2 separate regions of the Homo sapiens genome follow, and region 2 is linked to region 1. A link is a loop called in an ENCODE intact Hi-C map of the cell type or tissue named here. Cell type or tissue: gastrocnemius medialis. All regions are shown on one strand. Links, peaks and the distances in the headings refer to the core of each region. The heading gives the core; the rest is flanking DNA.

Region 1 (11,415 bases), core at 2,054-10,053:
ATTTTTGTATATTTAGTAGAGACGGGGTTTCGCCGTGTTGGCCAGGCTGGTCTTGACTTCAGGTGATCCAACTGTCTCAGCCTCCCAAAGTACTGGGATTACAGGCATGAGCTACCGTGCCTGGGTTCAAACGCTGATCTTAGGAGCAGTTTAGGAAGGGACAGAATCTTGTAGACTCCAGGTGCATGACTCCTAAACCATCATTTCTAATCTTGTGCCTAATGTTAGTCCTGCAAAGGCAATCTAGTCCCCAGGCAAGAAGGAGGTCTGCTTTGGGAAAGGGCTGTTACCATCTTTGTTTAAACTATAAACCAAATTTCTCTCAACGTTAGTTCAGCCTACGCCCAGGAATGAACAAGGACAGCTTGGAGGCTAGAAGCAAGATGGAGTTGGTTAAGTTAGATCTCTTGCACTGTCTCAGTCATAATTTTGCAAAGGCGGTTTCAGCAGGGGTCCTCCCATGCTGAGGAGGGGTAAGGGGACAGTCAGAAGCTGCTTGGGGAGGGACAGGCAAGCACCTGGATGTTTTGTGTTGGATGGAGAAGACACAGCCTACCACATGGGAATTGTCCCCCTGTTGAAAAAGCCAAACTCTGTAAAATATTTGAAGAGATTTGTTCTGAGCCAAATGTGAGGACCAAGACCAGGACATAGCCCAGGAGGTCCTGAGAACCTGTGCCCAAGGTGTTTGGATTACAGCTTGGTTTTCTGTGTTTTAGGGAGACATAAGAGGCATCAGCAACACACGTGAGGTATGCATTGGTTCAGTCCAGGAAGGTGGACAACTTGGAGGGTGGGAGTGTGGGGCAGTGGGGGCGTGGCTTACAGGTCACAGGTGAATTCAAAGATTTTCTGCTTGGCAATTGGTTGAAAGAGTTATATTATCGAAAAACCTGGAATCAGTAGAAAGGAGTGTCTGGGTCAAGGTAAGGGGTTGTGGAGACCAAGCTTCTAATAAAGTCTCCTGGGTGAGTGCCCTTAGAGACAGTAGATGGCAAGTGTTTCCTACTCAGATCCTTAAAATGTGCAAGACTCTCAGTTAATCTCTTCAGGATTGGGAGGGCCTAGAAGGAGGTAAAAACTTAGTTATGTTAATAGAGATTCTTTACAGATGCAAATTTCCCCACTCAGGCTGGAGGGCAGTGGGTGATTAGGGCTCACTGCAGCCTCCACCTCCCAGGCTCAAGCCATCCTCCTACCTCAGCCTCCCCGAGTAGCTGGGACTACAGACATGCTGGGACCACCATGTTGGCTATTTATTTTATTTTTTTTTATAGAGACAGGGTTTCACCATGTTGCCCAGGTTGGTCTTGAACTCCTGGGCTCAAGCGATCCTCTTGCCTCAGCCTCCCAAAGTGCTGAGATTACAGACATGAGTCATCACGCTTGACGGATTTCCTTCTTTATCTGTTTCTTTATCTGTCATGCGATGTTACGTTGGAGTCAGGTTGAAAAGTGAGCCACATTAGATCAGGTGAACTAAAACCCATCTGATGAGATTCTACGGTTTCTAGGGTGTGACTTCTGTAAACCAAAGGGTACCTGAGACAAGTCTTAATTTAGGAAGTTTCTTTTGCCAAGGTTAGGACACGCCTGTGACACAGCTTCAGGAGGTCCTGATGACATGTTTATTATACAAGGGGATCAGGGCACAGCTTGGTTTTATACACTTTAGGGAGACATGAGACATCAGTCAATATATGTAAGATGTACATTGGTTTGGTCTGGAAAGGTGGGACAATTCGAAGTGGGGAGGGGGCTTGCAGGTCACAGGTAGATTAACAGAAAAATGGTTGCATTCTTTTGAGTTTCTGATGAGCTTTTCCAAAGGAGGCAATCAGATATGCATTGATCTCAGTGAGCAGAGGATGACTGAGTTCGGTCTGTCCTTTGTCCACAAGGAATTTCCTTGTGGACAAATTGTGAGGGAGGTATGTAGCCTTTTTTTTTTTTTTTTTTTTTGAGGTGGAGTCTCACTCTGTCGCCCAGGCTGGAGTGCAGTGGCGCGATCTCGGCTCACTGCAAGCTCCGCCTCCTGGGTTCACACCATTCTCCTGCCTCAGCCTCCCGAGTAGCTGGGACTACAGGTGCCCGCCACCACGCCCAGCTAATTTTTTGTATTTTTAGTAGAGATGGGGTTCCACCATGTTAGCCAGGATGGTCTCGATCTCCTGACTTTGTGATCCACCCACCTCAGCCTCCTGAAGTGCTGGGATTACAGGCGTGAGCCACCGTGCCCGGCCATTTAGTTTTTTGTTTTTTTTTTTGTTTTAATCTTAGTAGCTTTTTTTTTTAAGGAATAGAGTGGGAGGCAGGTTTGCCCTAAGCAGTTCCCAGCTTGACTTTTCCCTTTAGCTTAGTGATTTTGGGATCCCAAGATTTATTTTCCTTTCACACTCCCTAGGCCCCTTAGGTAGGAATTTGGGCAAGAGAGAAAAAAGGTCAGAATTTAGTCCTCACCCCCGACCTGGTCCCAAAGACTTCAGCACCATAAATCTTCCCCAGGGACAGATGACTCAGCTCCACCCCGGCTGGCCAAGCTGCTGCTTCAAAGTGTGCCCTTCCAGCTTCAGGCACTGTGGCCCCAGATGCTCCCCACGGAGGCTCTGGAGGAACCCTGCCTACCATAATCAGGCTATGTGACCCTGGACCGCCCTTGAACCCTCTGGGCCTCAGCTTCTCCTGCTGTAAAAAGGGGACTTGCTCCCCTTTTTTGAGAGGCTCTAGTGGGACTTCGGATGTTAGCAGATTACCCAGGCCTTAGGAGATATTCAGCAAGTGCCACGCCCAAATCTAAAACCCCAGCCTCTGAGCTTCCCCAGGGGTGCAGCAGAGTGGGGCACTCGACACTTATCCTGTCTGTGGACGTCTCCCTTTTGTCTCCTCTCAGATCAGCTTGTGCCTGGACGGCCTGGAGGCCCAGGAAGTCAGAGCGGCTGGCCAAACGCTGCCTTTGTCACCCTCAACATCCTCAACAAATGCTTGTTTGAGTGGCTGATGTGCGAGCTGGGAGGGCTTTGTTTATTCCAGATCGTGCATTGAATAAATACGTCTTGAGCTAACACAGTGCCAGGCAGCGCGGGGCACAGAGAGGCTGAGGGGACAAGGCATGGCTCGGAGTCAGAACAGTCTCTGTCTGAACCCTGGCCCTGCCTCCTGACAGCTGTGAGTCACGCTTTGGTCAAACCTTTCCCCTTTTGTGCCTCAGTTTCCCCCTCTATAAAAAAGAGGACAGAACTGCAACCTCGTAGGAGTGCTGTCAGCATTAAATGAGGTGGAGTGTTCTGGGGGGCTTTGCGTGGGGCTTTCGGAGCTGGTTTATGGAATAGCCTGGAGTCTTTTGATTTTTCCTCCAGTCCCTGCCTGCCAGCTGTGCAAGGTCAAACTACTCTCCCTGTTCTTTGACTCACAGATTTTCCTATCATTTTCATTTTCTTTTCTTTTTTTTTTTTGAGACAGAGTCTCACTTTGTCACCCAGGCTGGAGTGCAGTGGTGCAATCTCGGCTCACTGTAACCTCTGTCTCTTGGGTTCAAGCGATTCTTGTGCCTCAGCCCTCCCAAGTAACTGGGATTACAGGTGTGTGCCACCATGCCCGGCTAATTTTTTTTTGTATTTTTAGTAGAGATGGGGTTTCCCCATGTTGGCCAGGCTGGTCTCGAACCCTTGACCTTAAGTGATCCACTGGCCTCGGCCTCCCAGAGTTCTGGGATTACAGGCGTGAGCCACTGCGCCCGGCCCCCATCATTTTCAAATGTAAAATGCTCAGGCCTGTGTATTGAAATGCTCTGGTCTCTTCTTCATTCTTCCCTTCTGCTTCTGTTTTAGCTCTTCCCGTGTGTTGGGGAAGGGAGGGTTGGCAACAAGTCAAGAGACCTGCCGGTTTGGTCCTGCCCTGGTCCTGGTCCTTTCTAGAGGGGCCATCTTCACCCCCATTCTTCCCTCCATTCCTGTCCCTGGGGAGGAGGGATGAACGGCTGGTCTTCCCTTCTTTTCTTCGCCCTTCCTTGTTTCGTAACCCACTTGCATCTCCCAGTATTTTCTCCGACTCCCCTCCTCGCAGCTGGGACGGGGAGACATTTGGTGGGGCAGGAAGCTGGGGGCGCAGCAAAGCTGGTTCCACGGCCCCCACAGGTGAGGGGACACCTGGCCTGGTGATCAGTCTCTGTGTCACGACGTGGGTAGAAGCTGGGGCCACAGGAGGCTTTCACTCGCTCCTCTTCTAACATCAGTACTATTGAATACTTGGGCAGAGAGGCATTTTCTTCTTGCTTTGTGCACTGTTGGTGTAAGGGGAGAGAGTGAAGGGAAGGAGAAAAGCCTCCAGTGTGGATAGCCCCTTTCATGAAGGCCTGCAGGCACCCCTCCATCTGAAGAGCCCTGTCCTGAGCTGGGGACTGGCGGGATGGCCCCTCCCCATTGCAGATCTGCTTGGTGTGATTTTGGGAATTCCTTACCGAGTATTCGGATCTAAAGATTCCATTTAGGCTGGGTGCAGTGGCTCATACGTGTAATCCCAGCACTTTGGGAGGCTGAGGTGGGTGGATCACCTGAGGTTAGGAGTTCAAGACAAGCCTGGCCAACATGGCAAAACCTTGACTCTACTAAAAATACAAAAATTAGCTAGGTGTGGTGGCACACCCCTGTAGTCCCAGCTACTCGGGAGGCTGAGATGGGACAATCGCTTGAACCTAGGAGGTAGAGGTTGCAGCGAGCTGAGATTGCACCACTACAGTCTGGGCAACAGAGCGAGACTCTGTCTCAAAATAAATAACAAATAAATAAGCCATTTAGATAAAGAAGGTCAGCAGAGATCCCGACAGAAGGACGCCTGCGTCTTCCTGGCTGTTGTTGAGCGGGGGAGGGGCTCAGGGGCTTCTCGGGATGTGCTGTGCTGGCGTTGGCCCTCCGAGGGTCAGCCCGTGGCCCCCGTTTTCCTCTGGCTTGGCCCTCAAGGGCCCTGCTCTCTGTGACATGGGGGGCAGGGTTTGGAGAGCCTCAGGGCTGTGGATCAGGGAGTCAGCGTGGTGTTACCAGGTCCCACTCGGGAAGCCTCCCTTCCAGGATGGGCCGGAGCACTGGATTAGAGGCCTGCATGGCAGGGACCTGGTCCCCTGGTCAGTCGTAATGAAACCAGAAGCTCCACCCCATCTGTAGGGCACATACGGTGTGCTGAGTCATATCCACCCCACGGCCCTATTCCCCACCTTCAGCCGGTTCCATCTTACAGAATCCTCTTCGTTGTGTGTAAATCTCCTTCTTCTGCTCACCCACTGTCCCCTGTGGCTCCCCGCACCCATATGAGAGGCCGAAATGAAGACTCTACTGACCCAAAGAGCAGCCAGGACTTTTGTTCACGAGACTCCATCCGAATGGGGAAGGGAGGGAAGGTGGTGCGGGGCTGCCTTGAACAGGTATTCAGGTTGTGTACTGCACGAGGGTATCTCACCCACCAGGGCGCCATTCTCGGTGTAGATGTAAACTAATCGATTGAGAGCATGTGGGTGAGTGTGGAGACTTGGGCCTGTGCCTGGGGCCTGGAGCAGGAAGCTCCACACTGGCCTGGACACACAGGGAGATGCCAGCACACCCTGCACTCCCTGGCACACCCACATAACGTGTGTAGCAGCACTGTGGCCACTGAGCTCAGGGGACACCCCACTCCCTCCGCCTGTCTACTGCCCTGAGACCTGAGCCCACCCTATCCAGCTCCTCAAGGGCAGGCATTCAGCGTTCAAGGAGCAAATAAAGGAACAGTCAGTGAATGAGCAATGGAGGGAGCGAGGACCATGAGAGGAGGGGCGAGCAACTGAAAATCTCCACTGTGAGCCTTCATTTCTTGGGCTGAGCACCTTTTGTCTTGGGTGTAATCCCAGGCAGTCCCGGGTCTGGGTCCTGCAGCCTATCCCAGGGCAGGCGGGGCCCAGGAACAGTGGGTAACGCCCTGACTTTGGAGTTCAAAGTTAAAGCCCCAAGGCCGGGCGTGGTGGCTCACGTCTGTAATCCCAGCACTTTGGGAGTCTGAAGCAGGTGGATCACTTGAGGCCAGGGGTTCGAGACCAGCCTGGGCAACATGGTAAAACCCCATCTCTACTAAAAATATAAAAAATTAGCTGGGCATGGTTGTGCACGCCTGTAGTCCCAGCTACGTGGGAGACTGAGGCACGAGAATTGCTTGCACCTGGGAGGCAGAGGCTGCAGTGAGCTGAGATCACGCCTCAGCACTCCAGCCTGGGCAACAGAGTGAGACTCTGCCTTAAAAAAACAAAAAGAAAAACAAAGTAAAGCCCCAGATGACTGCCTGGGTATCCATTGCCCAAGCAGCTTCCTCAGGCCACGTGGAGTGGGGAGCTTCAAGGAGAGATCCGACGGATACTTCACCAATGCGGCCCCGGTGGGCCATTCCAGGAACACGGCACTCCTCCCTCCTGCCCACAGGTGGTGCGGGCTCTGCCAGGCTCCCCCGGGCATGGGGTGCGGGGCAGAGCCGGGCAGGGAGACTGGGTGAGCTCTGGCACAGCCAGCCTGCAGGGAATGTGCCGGCCCCTCCCAGGCTCTGGCAAGAGACTGGAACACAAAGCTATTTTTATTTATGATAGTGTCAGTGTGCTGGCCTCCGTCTAGACGGCTGGTGTTATCATTCGAGGCCATCCTGGAATGCGCAGCCCCATTTATTGAGAACAGAGGACAGTGTGCAGATTAAACAGCTCGTAAAAATAAGCTGGGAACCGACACTGGGCCAGGAAGACCAAGGTAACATTGGCTAGGTCAATTGTCCTCATTCGTTTTGGACACGGGAATGTTTTCAGAGAAAACAAGGAGAGATGTGGCCCTGGGAAAGCCATCACAGTCCTGCTGGTCACAGTCCTGCTGGTCACAGTCCTGCTGGTGCCCCCTCAGCAGAGACATTGTTGGTGTAAGGGGAGAGAGCGAGGGGAAGGAGAGAAGCCTCCGGTGTGTATAGCCCCTTCCGTGAAGGCCTGAAGGCACCCCTCCATCTGAAGAGCCCTGTCCTGAGCTGGGGACTGGCGGGATGGCCCCTCCCCATCGCAGATCTGCTTGGCATGGGAGAGGAGGAGGAGGGTGGGATGGAGGGGCCACCTTGCCTGGGACAGACCATCCAGAACTGCTTAGACTCGATGGGAAGCTCCGTCTCCCCTGGCCTGGAAGCCAGGACAAGCAGCTGCCACCCTCTCCCTGGCTTTCTGCCCTTGGCACGGGGGCCATTGCTGGCTACCCCAGTTATCTGGGCTCCATGGGGGAGCTGGACCCTGGGGATTGATCGAGGAGTCCCGTGTCCTAGTCAACTTACCACTTTGTTCACTTATCCATCCACTTGCTCATTTTTTGGCCCAATCAATCTACAAATGTGTAATGAGTGCTTACTTACAAGGTGCCAGGCAGAGGCTTCCAGACAGACATGGGGAAGAGGGACATGAAAACACAGACTGGCTTGGTGTGGTGGCTCACACCTGTGACCCCAGCCCTTTGGGAGGCTGAGCGGGAGGATTGCTTGAGCCTGGGAGGCAGAGGCTGAAAGGCTGCAGTGAGCCACAGTTGTACCACTGCACTCCAGCCTGGAGACAGAGTGAGACCCTGTCTCAAAAAAAAAAAAAAAAAAAAAGGGCGGGGGAGTCCCAGTGAGAAATACTGGAGATGCCCAAATCTGGGCGTCACTCTTTTAGTTCTTTTTTTTTCTTTTAGCTTTATTGTTTTGGAGACAAAGCCTCACTCTGTCGCTCAGGCTGGAGTGGAGTGGCACAATCTTGGCTCACTGCAACCTCTGCCTCCCAGGCTCAAGTGAGCCTCAGCTTCTCAAGTAGCTGGGACTACAGGCATGCACCACCATGCCCACCTAATTTTTGTATTTTTAGTAGAGATGGGGTTTCACTATGTTGCTCAGGCTGGTCTTGAACCCCTCGGCTCAAGCGATCCTCCTGCCTCGGCCTCCCAAAGTGCTGGGATTACAGGTGTGAGCCACTGCGCCCAGCCTGATTTTTCGTTTTTTTGTAGAGACAGGGTCTCCCCATGTTGCCTAGGCTACACTCTCTTAGTGAAAGAGCTGCCCGATGCCTGTGAGAGAAGGGGGGACCCCTGGGCCCAGGCTTCCTTGCTGTCAGCCTTCCCCTTGCCAGTTCCCACCCCTCTGGTCTGCAGCCCCGAGCCTGGAGGTGGCTTTCCTCCCTCCCCAGGGCCCATCTTCCCCTCCTTGAACACCCGCGCCATCTGCTCTGCACAAGGTCCCCGCAGGTCCCCCCTGGGAAATCCATCCCAGAGTCCCCCCTCGGGGAAGCCCTGGCAGCTGGCACCCCAGGCCGGGGTCCTGGAAGCCCATGGGCTGTGGCCACTCTATGTCTCCCTCCCTTTCCTGGAATTCCCGGGAGGCGGGGACTGTGGGGCTGAGCACAGCATGCGTGGGAGCCCAATGGACTTGGGCTTGACCTGTGGCCTCAGTGTGCATTTAGCTGCCCTGAGTCCCGGTGTCTTCATCTGTAAAGTGGAGATAAGCACAGACTCTCTGTCTCAGGGTGAGGACTGCAGGGATGAGGGGCTAAAGGAGGTTAGGCAGTGCCAGCACACACAAGGGCATCACTGATGCCAGCCAGTGTGACCCTGCCTTTCCCTCCATCGCGCTGCCTCCTACCTTCAGAGCCTGCCTCCGAGGGTGACCCATGGGGAACGAGCGAAACTGTTCAATGCCTGCATGAGCAACGCAAGAGGAGGAGGTCGGCTGGGAAGATCCCCTTGCTTCTGGCATCCTCAAGGGACCCGTTTCTCAGCTCCAAACAGAAAAGTCAATTCCTGGGAAAGAAAAGGAAGAGAAGGCAGCAAGGATGGCCTTGACCTAGCCCTTCCCAAGGGGCCAAGCAGCTGCAGTGAAGGCTTCTGTGCGGACACTGCCTGGGCAGCACGAAGAGGGACCCAGGTCTGGTCGGGAGACAGCGCTCCCCCCGGGAACCAGCACAGCAGAAGGGGAGCGCTGGGCTGCAGCTCTGTCCTTTAGCAGAAAGTCACGGTGCCCCTCTGAGCCTCTGTTTCTGCTTCTGAGAAACAGGTACAGCAGCAGCTCCCCTGCAAGGTCCCGAGGCTTGCCTGGGGTGGAGTGTGCCTAGTGTCCAGGGAGCGCCGGCTGCGGTCTGAACGCCTGAGTCCTGTCCTGGCTTCTCCTGAGAACAAGAAGACAGGCCAGCAGCAGAGCCCATGCTGGGTGAACTCTGCAGGCATGGCGAGCCCAGCACTCAAAGACAGCCTCTCCTTTGCGCCAAGGGAGAGAGGAATGTGGTCCTTCTGGATACCTGGTGCATGTCCCGTCCCCATCCTCACCCTGGCCCTGGCTGGAGGTGCCAGTTCATTCTGCATCGCCCGGAAGGCGGCCCTGGCTTTCAGTGTGGAGTCCTCCATCCTAACCTGCCCCCTGGCCTCCTCCCTTGGCCTGGGCCTCCTTAGTCTTCATCTTTGGCAAAGACCAGGGTTTTTTGAGATGGAGTTTTGCTCTTGTTGCCCAGGCTAGAGTACAATAGCGCGATGTCGGCTCACTGCAACCTCCATCTCCCCAGTTCAAGTGATTCTCCTGCTTCAGCCTCCCGAGTAGCTGGGATTACAGGCGCCTGCCACCACACCTGGCTAATTTTTTGTAATTTTAGTAGAGATGGTGTTTCACCATGTTGGCCAGGCTGGTCTTGAACTCCCGAGCTCAGGTGATCCACCCACCTCAGTCTCCCAAAGTACTGGGATTACAGGCGTGAGCCACTGCGCCCGGCCCAAAGCCCAGGGTTCTTTTCTGAGGTCCTCTAGAGCGAGTTTGCAGCCCTGCCTTCCTCCATTCAGCTGAGCTGCTCCTGTCCCATCCTCTTTTCTTATTTATCCAACATGCTTTTTTTTTTTTTGAGTTGGAGTCTTGCTCTGTTGCCCAGGCTGGAGTGCAGTGGTGTGATCTCAGCTCACTGCAACCTCTGCTTCCCAGGTTCAAGCGATTCTCCCACCTCAGCCTCCTGAGTAGCTGGGACTACAGGTGTTTGCCATCAGGGCCAGCTAATTTTTTTGTATTTTCAGCAGAGACAGGGTTTTGCTATGTTGGCCAGGCTGGTCTCAAACTCCTAACCTCAAGTGATCTGCCTGCCTTGGCCTCCCAAACTGCTGGGATTATAGGCGTGAGCCACGGAGCCCAGCCCATGTGCATTTATTGAACGCCTACTATGTGCCGGGATCAAGCAAGGGACCAGAGGACACAGCACCACCCCTCCCATTCCTGTGGCAGGAAAGCCCCAGGGCAGAGTTCACTCTGTCTCTAGGGGCCACATTCAGAACCCAATACACTGTCCTGCACAGAGCAAGGGTGAGTGAGTGCTGAAGGAATAAGAGCAAGACTTCTGGGTCTCAGGAAGCCCTTGACTGCCTGCAAGCTGCCTGGGATCTGCTGAGGAAGGTGGCATAGCATAGGGTCAAGACCTCAGGGTTTGATGCCAGTGAAGCCTGGTTTTCAGTTCCATCTGTGTGACCTTGAGCAAGCGAATGAACCTTTCTGAGCCTGTGGGGTCACAGCAGCACCTGCCACGGAGAGCTGGTAGGGGATTACATGCATTAATGCATGCAAAGTGCTTTTGCTAGACAGGGTGAGTTCTCAGAATTATGTCATTGGCAAGATGTGAATATTATAATCATGCCTGTTTGGGAGGGCAGGTTCGGAGGCTCAGAGAGGTGCGGTCATTTTCCTAGGCCCACAGATGAGTGGCGGAACTATAGCCCTGTCTTCTACCCGTGTCCTAGGTCTTCTACCTGGATCTCTTTTTCTGAACTTACTACTCTTGGGAGGAGCAAACTCCAGCTCCTCCTGGGATCCTTCCCAGGAAATGAATTCAGGAGGATGGCAGTCTGGGTTTGCTCTTGGCCGTTCGGGAGCCTGGGAGGTGCTGAGTCCTGCTCCCATCCACTGCCAATGCTCCATTGTACAGCATCTCCAGGCTGGCCCACCGCACACTCAGAGTGCCTGAGGGGCTCATCTCCAGGCACACACAAGGTCTGGGATCCAGGACACTCTGGGGCTAGCCGCCCCACATGGCATTGAGTGGGCTCCAAGCAGCCACTGTGGCTACTCCCAGAAAAATGAAAAACCAAAGGGAGCCACCCAGAGAGGCCCGCGTTGTTGTTGTTGTTGTTGTTCTTCTTCTTCTTCTTTTCTTCTTCTTCTTCTTCTTCTTCTTCCCTCCTCCTCCTCCTCCTCCTCTTCCTCCTCTTCCTCCTCTTCCTCCTCTTCCTCCTCCTCCTCCTCCTCCTCCTCCTCCTCTTCCTCTTCCTCTTCTTCTTCTTCTTCTTCTTCCTCTTCTTCTTCTTCTTGTTCTTCGATGTAGTTTTGCCATGTCGCCCAGGCTGGAGTGCAGTGGCGCAATCTCCACTCACGGCAACTTCTGCCTCCCGG
Region 2 (11,415 bases), core at 1,860-9,859, 54 kb before region 1:
AGTGGAAATGAGCTATCAAGCCGTGAACAAACATGGAGGAAAGGTAAATGCGTATTATTAAGTGAAAGAAGCCGCTCTGAAAAGGCTATGTTCCGTACGATTCCAACTATGTGACACTCTGGAAAAAGCAAAGCCTTGGGGACCAGGGGTTGGGGGAGGAAGAGGTTAGCAGGCGGAGCATGGAGGATTATCAGGCGCTGAAATTACTCTGTATGACACAGCAATGGCAGGTACACGTCATTGTACATTTGTCAAATCGCACAGAATGTACGACACCAAGAGTCTGTAATGTAGATGATGGACTTTGGGTGATAATGATGTGTGAATCGTTTCATCGACTGTCAGATGAATCAGCTGCAGGGTGTTGACAGAGCGGGAGGCCGTGGGTATGTTGGGTAAGGAAGTCTATGGGACCTCTGCATTTTCTGCTCAAATTTGCTGTGAACTAAAACTGCCTAAAATATAAAGTCTGTTTAAATAAATAAATATGTATGTATGAAAGAATGAAAATTGGTGGAATAGAGAGGCCTGGGTATATTTTTTCTTAGAAGTCCAGCCCATTTGAGTCCCAAGATCTGCCAACAGATCCTTCCTCCACGTCTGAAATGATGTTGCGTCAGGCAGAGGCACACAGCCCCGACTGTCTCCAGTACAGACATTTCTTCAGGCCACTTCACCTTCCTCTGCTTACAGCTCCCTCCGGGCAGGCGCGGGGCCTGCCTGTGCTCATCCTGCAGGCAGAGAACATTGCCAGGTCAGCAGTATACACCGTCCCCTCAGACACAAGGAGTATTATTTAGTCTAGAAACTCTCAAAGGAAATATCCGCTTGCACGTGAAAAATCTCTGGAATTTCTCTGTTCCTCTCTGTCCAACGTCCTTGTATCTGCAAAACCTCCTTGAAAAGCTCCTGTGTACAACTGCTGCCTTGTTCGGGCCCGACTGCTTCAGGCCTGACCCCAGGGCACTTCTGTCCCAGCCAGTGTCATTCAGAGCGATTTCTGCTCCTCCAAGACGGGCTGTGCCCATGGTGAAGGAAAGAGGAGGGGTAAGGGGAGAAGGAGGTGGGGGGATGAGGTGAAGAACAGAGAGGGAGGAGAAGGAGGGAGAGGAAGGGGAGGACCCTCTGAAGGTCAGAAGTGAGATGTTTTACAATTTTTTTTTTTTTGAGACAGAGTCTCAATGTGTCACCCAGGCTGGGGTGCAGTGGCGCAATCTCGGCTCACTGCAACCTCTACCTCCCGGGTTCAAGTGATTCTCCTGGCTCAGCCTCCCAAGTAGCTGGGATTACAGGTGCCTGCCACCATGCCTGGCTAATTTTTGTATTTTTAGTAGAGATGGGGTTTCACCATGTTGGCCAGGCTGGTCTCGAACTCCCAACCTCAGGTGATCCACCTGCCTTGGCCTCCCAAAGTGCTGGGATTACAGGCGTAAGCCCCCACGCCCAACCCATTTTACAATCTTAAATTCCCAGCCCTTGACTATTTTAGCCTTGTCATTTCTCAGTCTATAATTAAGGTGATGAAGATGTGTTTGGATGTAGAAGATAAAAAAAACTATGGGCTTGTTTCCCAACATCCCTGTCTCAGTCTCGGTGTCTTCCTTAAATTGCTTTTGCTGTGCATTCCCCCATTTCCCCGTTTCTAGCCTTTCTTTACCCCACTTCTAAATTCTCCTTCCTTTCTTGAGCCCCTCTCTCCCCAAGAGACAACTGATGGTGACAGATCTGGAATTTGATAGGATCTTGCTATGTTGCCCAGCTGGCCTCAAACTCCTGGGCTTAAGTGATCCTCCTGCCTCAGCTTCCTGAGTAGCTGGGACTACAGGCACCACCATCACGCCTGGCTCAGATCTGGAGTTTCTGATTAGGCATGCTGGGACCCAGGGGAGTGTCCAAAGGCCTCACCCAAGTGGTCTAGGAAGGCGCATGGCCTTGAGTACCTGCCTTTGCCTTCTTTGTACCATGAAGACAGGGAAACCTGCTTTCCTCCTGTCTCCCTGGCCGGTCCATGCTCCTCACTCCCAGCATTGTTTCTCAGGCCATCTTGTATATCTACCCAAGCCGTTTCAGCAGCAAAGACAAAAGACCACTACCTCCCTGCTCCTTTTATAAATGGCTTTTATAACTGTCCTTCTCTTCATGCCAGCAGGCTGAGATAAACCGGACTAACAGAAAAGGAGAAGGTGCAAAAAATCCAAGGGAAAGAGGGTGCCCTTTGGAAAACAAGCACTACTCAAGTGCCAGGTGTGAAGGTTTTAAATAGAAACCTGCTTACACTGCACTTAGAACAACAACAGCTGGCACAGCGAGGTCCCAGTTCTTTTCAGAAGATGAACATTGAACTTCCAGATAATTCTGGGGCAGTCACATGAGTTCACCATAGCAAATGCTATAGCTCGGCGGCCCATTCTGCCTGTGCATCTCAAACTTCCACTTTAGGAGTTTATCTTCCACATTATAGGCTAACCCTCTCACTTTCCAAAACACAATGACTGTTTTTCAAAATGTGGTCATACGTGGGAATTTCATGACATCATACCCTTGAGAATGTGAAGCTTCGGTCTTAAAATACTTGATGGGGCAAATAATAAACCTCTTGATTTTTTTTTTTTTTTTTGAGACAGGGCCTCACTGTCGCCCAGGCTGGAGTGCAGTGGTGTGATCACGGCTCACTGCAGCCTTGACCTCCCAGACTCAAGCAATCCTCCCGCCTCAAGTGATTCTCCCACCTCAGTGTCCCAAGTAGCTAGGACTACAGGTGTGCACCAGCATATTGGCTAATTGAAAAAAAAATTTTTTTTTTTTTGTAGAGACAGAGTCTCACCATGTTGCCCAGGCTGGTCTCGAACTCCTGAGCTCAAGTGATCCTCCTGTCTTGGCCTTCCAAAGTGCTAGGATTACAGGCGTGAGCCCCCGCCCCCAGCCAGAGCTCATTTCTGAAACTGACTGGCACAAGCTCAGGAGACTGTGCTCAGGAGGCATAATCAAGTATTCATATAGGCCAAGGCTTGGTGCTGTAGTCTCTCTGATCTGGAAATATTTTCCCTTCCGACAGGAATAGAGAGGTTACTTTGGGGTCACTTGCCAGCTCACAAAAGACTTTTTCAAATGAGACGAAAGAAAAGAAGTTCCAATTTGTTGGGAGAACACTCGTGAGCATTGGGATCACAAAGCCTGGTGAGCCGCCAGCCCCACTGTATCTCTGGGCAGGGAGGGTAGTGAGCCCCCAGGGCGAGCGGGTGAGCACCACGGGTTCCAGTCGGTGGAGGAGGCGCCGGAGGCCCCTGCTTCCTCCAGGTGTCCCTTACACACACTTTCCAGTCAGGCTCTTGGCTCAGGCGCCGGCCCTTTCCCGTGGCATGGGCATCAGCTCTCCAGCCCTCTCTGCAAAGCCGGTGCGATGGCTGCCTGCCTGCCTGTGGTTGCCTCGCTGACAACTCCGCCAGTTCAAGAGCTCTGTTAATGATCAGGGGAGGGTGACGGCATTTCAGATGCATTTCCTCCTAGGAGCTCAGAAAAAGCCAGGAGCAATTGGCCCCAGTGGAGCAAACACCTGGGTTCCTAAGTCATGGAAGGCTCTGCCTTTCCTGGGAATGACCCCACTTTCCCACATCTGTTGGGAAAGCTGATATATGAAGTCAGAAGGGCAGCGGGGTGGAGGGAGACAGCAAAGTGACATTGCATCGGCCCAGCTCCTCAAAGCTCTCGGAGGAATCAGAAGACACAACGATTCCTTTGAGTTTAAAGAAGTTTAGTTCCTCCATCACTGGAGAAACATTTGCAAAAGCATCCAAGACTAGTGCCTGGTGTGCAGTGGGCACTCAGTAAATGCTGCAGGGTGGACATGCCTGGCACTGTGCTGGCACCAGGCTGTGGCAGTAGGCGAGAGTCAAAAATCCCTGCCAGGCAGAGCTGGCACTCCAGAGGGGGAGGCAGATAAGGAACAAGTAATGTGCTATTTCAGATGGGGATAGAAGCTGGGGGAATCACGTGTGGAAGAACATGCATGCAAGTGCCTGGGGAGGGGGCATATGTCAGTCAAGCCTGAAAGGAAGGGAGGGAGCTGTGGGGATGGCCTCAAGAGTGTTCCTGCTGGAGGGAAGGGCATGTGCCAAGATCCTGAGGTGGGTGTGTCTCTGGTGTGGATGGGCATCAGCAGGGCGGCCAGTGCAGCTGTGCCAAGTGGGTAGACAGCAAAGGTCATGAGGCCAGGGAGGGGGAAGAAAAGAGCTTGGTTTAGTGCCTGCTACGGTTTGAATGTGTCCCCCAACATCCATGTGTTGGAAACTTGATCCCTAATATGGAGATGTTGGGAGGTGGGACCTTTCAGAGGTGTTTAATGGATGATGAATTAATGCCATTATTTCAGGAGTGGGTTCCTTATAAAGCAACGAGTTCAGCCCCCTTTGGTCTGTCTTTCTCTCCCACCCACTCCTGCCCGTCCGTCTTCTGCCATGGGATGATGCAGTAAGAAGGCCCTCGCCAGATGCTGGCGCCTTGATCTTGGACTTCTCAGCCTTCAGAACTGTGAGAAATACATTTCTGTTCATTATGAATTACCTAGTCCCAGGCATTCTGCTGGAGCAGCACAAAACAGGCTAAGTCAGAGCCATATCTTCAAAAACTTCCCAAAGAATATTCAAGGGAAAAAATAATTTTAAAAGATTATAAAATGAGGCTGGGTGTGGTGGCTCATGCCTGTGAGCCCGGTGCTTTGGGAGGCGAAGGAGGGCAGACTGCTTGAGCCCAGGAGTTCGAGACCAGCCTGGGCAACATGGCAAAACTCTGTCTCTACAAAAAATACAAAAAAAATTAGCTGAGGGTGGTGGTGTGCACCTGTAGTTACAGCTAACTTGGGAGGCTGAGGTGTGAGGATCACCTGAGCCTGGGAGCTGAAGGCTGCAGTGAGCTGTCATCCCACCACTGCACTCCAGCCTGGGTGACAGAGTGAGACTCCATCTCAAAAACAAACAAACAAAATAAACATTATAAGATGATGTAACAATGACAATGTTGATAAAACGGGGTACAGAATTGACGGCAAACAACACATGTTTGAGTCAGGAACAGGAGCAGACAGAAGGAACATCTTGGGGCTGAGACAGGTAGTGTGAGCTCCTGAGGAAAGCCAGTGGGAGAAGTGAGCTGGGACTGTGACTGTCCAGTGGGCCCCATGGACCCTACAGCATGTCGACCCTCAAGTGAGGAGAGGTGTTCCGAAATCTCCTATGGCAGGTGGACTGACCCTTAGGACGAGACAGTGAGTCTTCATCCTAGACTGACAACCCTCTCCTCCTGTTGAGGCCACAGGGAGAGACAGCTCCCCTCTTTACACCTGGGACTGTGTCTCCTCTACGTTGTTGATTCTTGTGTTCACATCAACTGCCTTCAGTCTCATTGTTCTCCTATTGGGAAAGCGTGGGGCGTGGCCATCAGTCTGGTTGTCAACACTGGGGCAGAGGAAGTTTCTTCTTGAATCTGCCTTTGCCTCCAATGCCTAAACCATCTCCCACTCCAGATTCTTTTTCTCCATGGCTCTTTTCAGATTTTCTTAGGCAAAAGTCATCACATCATATGATGCCCACGATTATTTTGAGATCCAAACCAAATCATGCTTAGCCTCCTCCTAGCTTACTGTGCTCACGTAGGGAAATTGCTGCCAGGGCAGAGATAGCTGCTTCAGACTCTGACTGTGCACTTTCTTGATGCCGCTATCCTATGGCAATAGCTCAGGACTTCAACAAACAGGTCAGTGACACTCCAGCCCTTTGCAGCTTCGAGCCACTGGGAGCTAGACCCCTGGCATTGTTGTGGGGTGCCGCCCTTCCCTTCTGCCCTGAGTCTCCCCAGGAACTCTGTGAACTCACAGATGGTCACTCCATGAATGTGTGTTCTTCATGAGTGCTCTGAGTACTTGCGACTTTTGTTTTTGTTTTCATCAGTGTGGGGAGCTGGCTGAAAGGACACTCTGACCTATGGGAAGTCATTACCTTTGGAGATGGCTTCCATGGCACTCTGAGTCACTCTCATACCACACACGTGGAACCATCCTGGGATAAATAATTCTTAAAACCCTACCCCATTTCCTGGCAGCGTGAAGCTCATGGTGCGCGGGGGTTGTCCAGGAGCGAGGTGTTGCAATACCAAGGGGGCAGGTTGAAGAATGAACCACTGTGCCAGGGGAAGCTTGCATGTGACCTCATCATGTCGAGGCTGAGTCTGCTTCTACAGGGAGAGGAGCCGGACCACAGACAATGCTAGGGAGAGCAGCTGACCTGGGGGAGCTGGGGGAAGGTTGCCCTGGAAGTTGTGACAAACGCCAGTCAGATTCTAGTGGGAATGCTGTTTGCTGACTCCTTTGCCGAAACCCCAGCTGTGCTGGGAACTGACCTCATTCATGAAGTAAACATTGAATCAGATACCAGCAGCCCTAACCCTGGTTGAGTGGAAATAACATGGACGTTTCCATAATTATGAAGCTGCCAATTGGATTTGGCAAGAGAATCTCCAAATATGTCAATCGGAATGAGTTCATTACCTCTTCTTGCCAACTTAATCAGAAGCCAATTGCCTTGTTGCGGTTGAAATTATTTGTATGAAAATGCTTTACTTACATTTTAGTTTTTATATTCCAAATAATGTACTGGAAAGCAGCGTAGTCTAGCAACTGGAAGACAATATTGGGAATCCGTCGATTGGCGCCCAGTCCTGGCTACATCTGTGGCTCGCTGTGCCAGCAGTAACCGCACTCAGCCTCGTAATCCTGTTATTGGGAGGCGGGGGCTGGGCAGCGAGGTCCTGTCTCATGACACGATCTTGGTGAGAAATCTTGGGGCCTGGTGTTTGTGTGTTCTGCCTCGTGGCCACAGACACTGACTGCAGGTTCACACGGTCCACTTGGGATTACTTAGAGGCTGTGCACTCAAGTTACAGGTTCTTCAGGCTCTGGATGTCCCTTCTCTCCTCACTCCTTCCTTTGCACGCAGTTCTTTCAGGAGATGAAAGAGCTGTTTGTTACTCCTTAGTAGCTGAGACCACTGTTTGCAATGCAGTTTCACAGTTTGGGGGAGAAATCATTTCCAATTATTCCTTTCTTATCCTCATTTATTTACAGAAGCAGCAGAACATTACCATTCAGAGCCTGAACCATGGAGTCAGACTGCCTGAGTTCAAACCCCAGCTCTGCCCTTTAGAAGAGGGGTGACCTGTCTATGGCCATTGCACCCTGAACGTGCCAGATCTTGTCTCATCTTGGAAGCTAAGCAGGGTTGGGCTTGGAGGGGAGGAGGGTGAACCTCAGTTCAGGTTACTTAGCCTCTCTCCTGTGCCTCCATTTCCTCATCTATAAAAAATGGAATGAGGCCAGCACCTACGTCAGGGGTGTGTGAGAGGAAACAGTTCATTTCTGCAAAGCACTGAGAACGTAGCAAGGGCTCAGTAAGGATCTCCAGCCTTTGTATTAGTCCATCTGTGCTGCTCTAACAAAATACCACAGACTGGGTCATTTATCAACAATACAGGTTCACTTCTCAAGAGTTCTGGGAGAGTCCAAGATGAAGGTGCTGGCATTCGGTGTCTGGCGAGGGCCTTCTTGCTGCATCCTCAGGTGGCAGAAAGCAGGAGGGCGAGGGGGCCAAACGCACTCCCTCAGGCTCCTTTATAAAGGCCCCACCTCTCAATGCCACTGCCATGGGGATCAGCTTCAACGTGAGTTGTAGAGTGGATACCAACATTCAAACCATAGCAGCCTTGGCTGGGCGCAGTGGCTTACGCCTGTAATCCCAGCACTTTGAGAGGCTGAGGCAGGCAGAACACTTGAGGTGAGGAGTTCGAGACCAGCCTGGCCAACATGGCAAAATGCCATCTCTGCTAAAAATACAAAAATTAGCCAGGCATGGTGGCATGTGCCTGTAATCCCAGCTATTTGGGAGGCTGAGCAGAAGAATTGCTTGAACCTGAGAGGCGAGGTTGCAGTGAGCCAAATCGCACCACTGCACTGCAGCCTGGGTGACAGATCTAGACTCCGTCTCAAAAAAGCAAAAACAAACAAATCAACAAACCATAGCAGCCTTTATTATCATTATTATATATATATATATATAAATTTTTTTATTTTTTTATTTTTTTATTTTTATTTTTTTGAGACAGGATCTTGATCTGTTGCCCAGGCTGGAGCGCAGTGGTGTGAACCTGGCTCACTGCAGCCTTGACCTCCCAGGCTCAAGCCATCCGGCTGCCTCAGCCTCCCATGTAGTTGGGACCACAGGAGTGTGCCACCATACCCAGCTAATTTTTACATTTTATATAGAGACAGGACCTTGCCATGTTGCCCAGGCTGGTCTCAAACTCCTGGGCTCAAGCAATCCTCCTGCCTCCACCTCCCAAAGTGCTGGGATTATAGGTGTGAGCCACTGTGCCTGGCATATTCTCATGATTACTCTTACTATTGGTCTGAATAAACAAGAACAGACAGTACGGAGTGGCCACTTGTACATCGTGTACTGAGAAATTTACAAGGTGTAAATCAATAACTACATTCCAGGCATGATAAGAAGCCATGTCAGCAGAGTTATGACAGATTCCCTGTGTCACTTAAATCAGTTACCTAATTTCTCTTTTAGTCTTTTATCTGTTACATGGGGTTAATGTTTATTGCTCCCTCCTTGGAACAGTCTTGTCTGATTTTGATGTTGAAGGAACTCAAAGAAAGGTGACATAATGTGCTATCATTTCACTTGGAGATGATATTGCTGATGCTTATTTTCTTGATGAAGCTCAGGGCTGGAGAGAATGATGCATAACCAGAGGTCCCTCTGGCAGGGCCATGGAAGCTGTTTCTTCAGCTGGTGACTTGGGCAGTTGCCATGTGTCAGTCTCACAAAGCCCCTTTCCCCCCAAACTAAGCATTTCCCCCGTTTCCTTTCAATGCTGCCACAGCTGTGAATGAACTCTGGCCCTCTGTCCATGCCTGGAGGAGAGGAGGCCTTCCCCCTTCCTCCTTCCTGATATGACAGAAAACTGAACCAGGGCGACAGAACCAACAAGCCCTGGCAGGGAGTGCTGAGCACTTCTGACGTCTCAGGGTGCTTTGAGGAATCATGGAGAATTGAGGAGGCCAAAACCCTGTATTTAAAAAAAAATGTGTGAATTGGATAAACTGAAGGCTGTTGAACCTCATGTTGATTGTGGGCAAAATTCTGGGGCAGAAAATCAAATAAATGGTTGACCAGCACATAGGAAGGGTGATCCCAGAGGTCAATGTCCATGACAAAGGGTTGTTGTTGTGTTGCTTCCACTAAATTAGAAAATGGGGTGAATACTTTATGATAGTGCCATGACCTTTGACAACAATTTGACCGTTTCTCATGAAATTCTTATGCACAGAATAGTGAGAAAAAGGCTGCTAGAGCTCAAAAGTACATCTCAGTGAGAGACAACAGCACTTTCTCAAGGCCACACAGCTAATCAGGGCCAGGGCTGGAGTTTGTGCCCAGGCCCTGTGTCCCAGGTGAAGGCTTCTAGGCATGGTGAGGTTGAACTGTCACAGCAGATGGGACAGTGTCGTCCCAAGGCTTTCTCTAGTGGAATGCCAAGCAGTTCTGTCCTTGGCCCTACACTCATTAACATTCTGTCAACAACTTGGATAAGTCCAAAGATAACTGCTTATCAACTGTGCAAATAACACCAGACTGGGAAGGAAGGCCAACACGCTGGGACTGCAGAGTCAGGTCCAAAATTATCTCAACAGGAAGGAATGATTGGTTGAATCCAACAAGATAAAATTTAACTGGAATACATGTTAGGTCCTGCATTGAGCTCCAAAACTCGATTGCAAAAGTATAGGATGTGGTTGGAAAACATGTCCAATCTCACTCATAATCAAAGAAATGAAAATTAAGGCAACCATGAAATAATCATTTCCCCTTATCAGATTGGCAATGATTAAAAAGAATGAAAATTCCCCATGTTGGTGGGTAAGCTGTGGGGAAACAGGCTCTCTTGTAAATTGCTGGTGGGCGTACAAGCAAAAAATCATCCATTCTGGAGGGTAATCTGGAAATATATAGCACAAACTATAAAATGCACCATTTGTCCCAGAAGTTTCATTTATAGAAATGTATCCAAAGGCAAATATGAAGAGATTTATGTACAAGAATATTCATAAAAGCATCGTTAAGAAAAGAAAAAAAACACCTTTTTTGTTGGGGGAAGGTGTTCAATTTGTGAACAGAAGACTTGGAGGCCTCATAAGGGTGGCCCAGAGCCCAGGGCCATCGGCCATCGTCAAATATTTAACGCCGTAAAGAGGAGGAACTGGGTCTGTGTAGCTCCTGAAGGCCAGACCAGGACTTACAAGAGATAGATTTGGCCTAGTGTTACAAAGCAGATTCTAACAATTAATTCCGTCCAAAATTAGGATGGGCTGTCTAGTGCATTCCCAATCACTGGCAGATGGCCCTCTGTCAAGGGTGTGGAGGAGGACAGTCAGAGTTTTTTAGCCATTGGGATAAAATGCTTGTCTTGGTTTCTTCCAAGACAAAGAGCAGCCTTTGTTGCATGAAACCATCAAAACGTACAGTCATAAGCTGGGTGTGGTGACGCATGCCTGTAGTCCCAGCTACAGGCTAAGGTGGGGGCATCACTTGAGCCCAGGAGTTCGAGGCTGCAGTGAACTATGACTGCTCCTGTGAAGAGCCACTGCACCCAGCCTGGGCGACAGACCCTAGCTCTTAAAAAAAAAAAAAGCCAGGCACAGTGGCTCATGCCTGTAATCCCAGCACTTTGGGAGGCCAAGGCAGAAGGACTGCTTGAGCCCAGGAGGTTGAGACCAGCCAGGGCAACATAGTGAGACCCTGTCTCTACAAGGAATAAAAAAATTAGCTGGGGGTGGTGTTGCAGGCCAGTAGTCCCAACAACTAGGGAGGCTGAGGCGGGAGGATCACTTGAGCCCAGGAGGTCCAGGCTGCAGTGAGCTGCAGTTGTACCACTGCACTCCAGCCTGGGGGACCGAGCAAGACTCTGTCTCAAAAGAAAAGAAGAAAACAAAAGGTAGAGTTGAAGGGAGGTGGGAGCTCACATCAGGTTCCACTTCCAGACACTGAATTCCAGGAACGAAATGAGAAACCTTTCCGCTGCCCAACAGTACTCTTACTGAGCGCCTGCAGGAGGCGAACTCCCATCCCCTACCCGTACCCTAAATCTTTTAGGAGTAGCTCTGTGTATCAGCACCCTGACAGTAAACTAAAGGGGGGCTTTCAGCTGAATCTGAAGAAAATAAATAAAAGATGAGTGCTCCTTCTCTCAGATCGTTTCCACTGTACTTGGGCTTCTGGAAGACGACACATGGAGTCAGTGCCTCCCTGCTCCAGCTACTTCTTTCCTCTTTTGCATGAGTCCCATCTAAGACCTTCCAGG

The links. Hi-C counts contacts between places; a loop is a spot of excess contacts. Peaks named below come from ENCODE experiments on the same cell type or tissue, not always from the same donor. Only the 100,000 strongest peaks of a DNase experiment are listed, where the experiment ranks them.
Region 2: a loop joins it to region 1, with 3 times the contacts of the local background. A loop is called at or near these places in 25 of 110 quality-filtered maps.

Annotation. Positions count from the first base shown.
Region 1 is chr1:9,380,121-9,391,535 of GRCh38, reverse strand. No RefSeq gene overlaps it. Among named protein-coding and RNA genes, the nearest start is that of LINC02606, 43 kb to the left of the region's middle. RefSeq lists enhancers at 5,079-5,712, 5,713-6,346. In gastrocnemius medialis, for the core only: a CTCF peak has its summit at 6,425; DNase peaks (open chromatin) are centred at 2,538, 6,535 and 7,186; H3K27ac peaks cover 5,981 bases.
Region 2 is chr1:9,433,571-9,444,985 of GRCh38, reverse strand. It overlaps the pseudogene RNA5SP40. Among named protein-coding and RNA genes, the nearest start is that of LINC02606, 10 kb to the right of the region's middle. In gastrocnemius medialis, for the core only: no CTCF peak of the experiment used is centred there; DNase peaks (open chromatin) are centred at 3,345, 5,405, 6,225, 6,815 and 2 weaker places; H3K27ac peaks cover 7,787 bases.